Linked DNA regions of Homo sapiens: region 1 is linked to region 2. A link is an interaction called in ENCODE POLR2A ChIA-PET data of the cell type or tissue named here. Cell type or tissue: Caco-2. All regions are shown on one strand.

Region 1 (2,500 bases), 210 kb after region 2:
CACATCCTTGTCTAGCTGCCTCCCTCTCCATATCACAGAATGTATAAACCAAAAAGTATGTTACAAGTAATGGTATGCCACTTCTGAGATAGGCTATAAGAGATACTGCAGCATCTGTCGTGGTCTCTCTCTCAGCTCACCCACTATGAGAGAAGCCAGGTGGCATGTCCTGAGCAGCCTTATGAAGAGGCTCCTGTGGTGAGGAACTGATGCCTCTTGCCAACAGCCATGTGAGTGAGCTTGGAAGCGGAGCCTCTAGCGCAGGCAAGCTTTCAGCTGACTCCAGCCCTGCCAACATTCTGACAGCCACCTTATGGGAAACTCAGAGCAACCCAGCTAAAGTGCCCTTGATTCCTGACCTTCAGAAACTATGAGATGGTAAACATGTATTGTTTTAAACTGCTACATTTGGCGGTAATTGGCTACACAGAAATAGATAATACAAAAGCTTTAAGGTTTAACTTCTCTTGGGTCTTTAGAGACTAAAAGAAGGAGGTCCTATAGCTTCCGAAAAGAAAAAAACAAAACATGTTCCAAACATGTGGATTGGAAAGAGATGGAGAAGCCCAAGCTTTAGGATCACCAGCCTAGGGATATTCAAAGGACTCTGGCCAGAGAAACACAAAGAGGCCCATGAGAGAGGCACCACTCAGAAGCTACTTACAATGCCACAAGGGTCTGGGCTACAAGTTCCCTTACGTAAGGTTCATCTTGAAATAAAATTCATGAAAATTGTCAAGAAAATGTTGAAAAACAAAAGGGGGAACCTTGTTGCAACAGATAACAAAACTTTCTAGGCCAGGCACAGAGGCTCACACCTGTAATCCCAGCACTTTGGGAGGCCGAGGTGGGAGGATCACTTGAGCCCAGGAGTTTGAGACCAGCCTGGGCAACCTAGTGAGACCCTGTCTTTACAAAAAATACAAAAAACTAGCTGGGCATGGTGGCATGTGCCTGTAGTCGCAGCTACTCAAGAGGCTGAGGTGGGAGGAGCACCCGAGCCAGGAGTTCGAGGCTGCAGTGAGCCATGATCACGCTACTGTACTCAAGCCTGGGCAACAGAGTAAGATCCTGTCTCAAAAAAAAACAAACAAAACACTTTCTAGAAAGAACCAATAATTAAAACAGAGCAGCTTTAGCACAGGAATAAACGACACTGATCAACAAAACAGGATGTAGCAGTTCAGAAGCAGACCCATGTATGTAAGAATTTAGTGTATAATAAATATAACACTTGAGTTAGCTGAGAGAAAGAAATTATTCCATGAATTCACTGGGAAAATGGCTAAACATTTGGAAAAAATTTTAGGTTCGCAGCTCACAGCGAAAGCACAAATAAATGCCAGACAGATTAAATATTTAAATGTATATATTTTAAATATATATATTCTAACTATAAAAGTACTAGAGGAAAACATCGGAGAATATAATATATACATACACACACGTGTATGTATTTTTTAGAGACAGGGTCTCGCTCTGTTGCCCAAGCTGTAGTGCAGTGGTATGATCATAGGTCACTGCAATCTGGAACTCCTGGGCTCAAGGGATCCTCCTGCTTCAGCCTCCTGAGTAGCTTAGACTACAGGCACATGCCACCATGCCTGGCTAATTAAAAAAAAAAAAAAAAACTTTAGAGACAGGCTAGTCTCAAACTCCTAGCCTCAAGTAATCCTCCTACCTCGGCCTCCCAACATGCTGGGATTACAAGCATGAGCCACCATATCCAGCCTCAGAGAATATTTTTATCACTTAGATGGAGAAGGGATTTCAACATATGGCACAAAACCCAGAAGTACAACAGAAAATAATAACTAATAGATCTGATCATATAAACATTCAAAATATACACATAGTAAAATATACTAAAATCAAGTTAAAAGGCAAATAGATTCAGAGAAAATATTTGTAACATGTAAAACAGAAAAGGGTTGATACCCATAATCCATAAAGAACTTGTACAAATTATAAGAAAAATAAGGCCAGGCGCAGTGGCTCATGCCTATAATCCCAGCATTTTGGGACGCCCAGGCAGGTGGATCACCTGAGGTTGGGAGTTCAAGACCAGCCTGACCAACATAGAGAAAGCCCATCTCTAATAAAAATACAAAATTAGCCAGGCCTGGTGGCACATGCCTGTAAGCCAGCTACTTGGGAACTGAGGCAGGAAAATCGCTTGAACCCGGGAGGCGGAGGTTGCAGTGAGCCAAGATCATACTATTGCACTCCAGCCTGGGCGACAGAGCGAGACTCCATCTCCAAAAAAAGAAAGAAAAAGAAAAACAGAAACAATCTATCATGGAATCTGTAGTTTGTACTCTAATATCCATTCCACCCAAATGTAGCTGCTGTATGTGGCTTACATGGGATTGAATCCAGCCCAACTCCAGGGTTTAAACCAATCAGAATAATCTCATTCTCTCTGCCAAGATCATTGATTCAGGTACCAAGGCCTCAAACAACCATGCACGGCATTGCCTTGACCACTGGTATTGATTTG
Region 2 (2,500 bases):
CTAAGTCCCTAGTCCCAGCAAAGGTCTTCTGGTTCTGCTGAGCCATGTGTGCAGCTGAGCCGCCGGCACCCACAGGTCAGAGGAAGCCCACAGACGAGCATGTGGCGCTGTTGGCCCTGAGGCACTGGGAGGACATCCCCCGCGCAGGCTGCCGCCTGGTGCCAGAGCATGTGGAGACGAGGCCGCTGCTCAACCCCGACAAGCCGGGCATCGAGCAGGTGACACTTGCATGGCCAAGACTGGGGTTCTTGGGTATTGGGGACCAGGGATCCCCAACCTGAGTCAGTAAAGGTAGAAGCCAGGCCTCACGCTGTCCGCTGCATTCCAGAAAGCCTGGCAGGCACCTTCCCACCAAGGCCCCTCAGGGTAACTTGAATGGCAAGGGTCTTTGCTTTGAGTGAGAATTACATCAGCTCAGGCAGAGACCTGGGTTGTCTCCCTCAGAAGCTGTGATTGGCTATTGGTGACATCATAGGAATTCCTGGCATCCAAAGATGGAAACTGATGAACTGGGTCCTTGACAGAACAAAGGTTAGGAGGGAGAGGAGAGCTGATCTTCCTGGGCAGAGGGAGAAGGCCCTGGGAGATCTGCCACAACCCTCTTCCTCAGGGCCGCCTGGAGCTGTGGGTGGACATGTTCCCCATGGACATGCCAGCCCCTGGGACGCCTCTGGACATCTCACCTCGGAAGCCCAAGAAGTGAGCGGCCTGGGGCCCAGCGCTACTCCCTTCCGGCCCACCCCACCCACTTCCCACCACGGCCCAACCCTTCCTGCGGGGGGCTCAGGTCCAGATGGCCTTGGCCAGTTGGCATCCCTGGGGCCTGGGTGTGGCCACTGGGCCTTATAGGGGAGAAACTGACCAACCAATCGATAGAGTTTAGGGCCTGCCCTGGAGAGTCCCCACGTGCTAAGGCAGGACAACGCCTTCCACCCTGCATCAGTGAGCGAGACAAGCCCCACACAGCACACTCCGGTGCATTGTATCTACACGGTCTACGCGCCCATACACATGCATCTCATGCACACACACACACACAGCATAGCACTCCCACGGACACCCACACACATGCCCACACTGACGCACTCCTTCACAACACACAGAACCCCTGGGAGCCGGCCCTGCGTCATCCTCACATCCAGGCTAGTGTGATGTTCCGCCAAGTTTTCTTTGGAGTGCCTGCCAGTGATGAATCCAGGAGTGAGTGCCTGGAAGAGGCAGGAGGTGGTAGAGTGAAAAGAACCCGGGTTTCCCATCCATAAAGCGGCAGGTTCAAGTCCAGCTGTCAGACAGTGACTGGATTCAGGGCCAGCTTCAGGGATGGAGGAAGCCACACAGGGTCCCACTCTTGTTTCCATGCTCCTATGTTGCCATCTTGAAATTCTTTATGACAAGTGACCCTGCATTTCCATTTGGCGCTGGCCCCAGCAAATCATGCAGCAAATTCTGCCAGGAATGTCCTGGAAACCTGAGGCCATGAGTCAGCTGTTCCAGGGCCTGTCATTAGGGGGCACCCAACTCACTGGGCCACTCTGGGCTCGCAGCCCTGTCTGCAATCCCAGGAGAGCCATGCTCAGATCAATTTTTAGTGAATGACTCAGCCTCACTCTTAATGATTGAAATGAACTACATCATTCATAATTACAATTAAACCTTGAGGGGAAAATCCTCTTTGGGGACAGGGACATACAGCTTCCATGGGCTTCCATTGCTGGCTACTGGGCTTAAATGCAGACTTCTCTTGGAACTAGCATCTGAGACAGAGGGTGGCTTCCTCCCCTCACCCCACCCCCACCGCCCACAGCCATGTGCCTGGTGGGCCTTCTCACTCATGCCTCTGCTCCCCCAACCCCAAACCACTCCTCCAGCCCCAGCCTGGCCCAGGCCCTGTGCTGACCCCAAGACCCCAGGGCTTCTCTCCGCCTGCCCCATCCCAGCCCTGGCACCCTGGCATAACCCCCACCTGGGGCTGCTAACCAGCCTTCTCTCCCTGGGCCCAGGTACGAGCTGCGGGTCATCATCTGGAACACAGATGAGGTGGTCTTGGAGGACGACGACTTCTTCACAGGGGAGAAGTCCAGTGACATCTTCGTGAGGGGGTGGGTGAGCAGTCCCTGCATGGGAGGGACTGAGCTGGGTGGGGCTTGCTTCCCGGGGGGCAGGAGAGGAGGCAGAGGGAAGGTGGCTGTGGGTGGGAGAGGCCCCACCAGCCTGGCTGCGGGTCTGGAGATGTGGCGCCCACAGGTGGCTGAAGGGCCAGCAGGAGGACAAGCAGGACACAGACGTCCACTACCACTCCCTCACTGGCGAGGGCAACTTCAACTGGCGCTACCTGTTCCCCTTCGACTACCTGGCGGCGGAGGAGAAGATCGTCATCTCCAAGAAGGAGTCCATGTTCTCCTGGGACGAGACCGAGTACAAGATCCCCGCGCGGCTCACCCTGCAGATCTGGGATGCGGACCACTTCTCCGCTGACGACTTCCTGGGTGCAGAGCAGGGC

Evidence for each region. Peaks named below come from ENCODE experiments on the same cell type or tissue, not always from the same donor. Only the 100,000 strongest peaks of a DNase experiment are listed, where the experiment ranks them.
Region 1: POLR2A ChIA-PET joins it to region 2 with 5 read pairs; 3 of 35 experiments call an interaction of 5 or more read pairs at or near these places.

Annotation. Positions count from the first base shown.
Region 1 is chr2:26,249,784-26,252,283 of GRCh38, reverse strand. All of the region lies in intron 1 of HADHB (hydroxyacyl-CoA dehydrogenase trifunctional multienzyme complex subunit beta), which reads right to left. Among named protein-coding and RNA genes, the nearest start is that of HADHB, 6.1 kb to the right of the region's middle. In Caco-2, no CTCF peak of the experiment used is centred here; no DNase peak of the experiment used is centred here.
Region 2 is chr2:26,461,682-26,464,181 of GRCh38, reverse strand. It overlaps OTOF (otoferlin), which reads left to right. Exons shown (of 47, transcript NM_194248.3): 40 at 76-218; 41 at 611-699; 42 at 2,001-2,099; 43 at 2,245-2,486. Among named protein-coding and RNA genes, the nearest start is that of DRC1, 61 kb to the right of the region's middle. RefSeq lists enhancers at 267-561, 131-1,330. In Caco-2, no CTCF peak of the experiment used is centred here; DNase peaks (open chromatin) are centred at 451 and 1,491.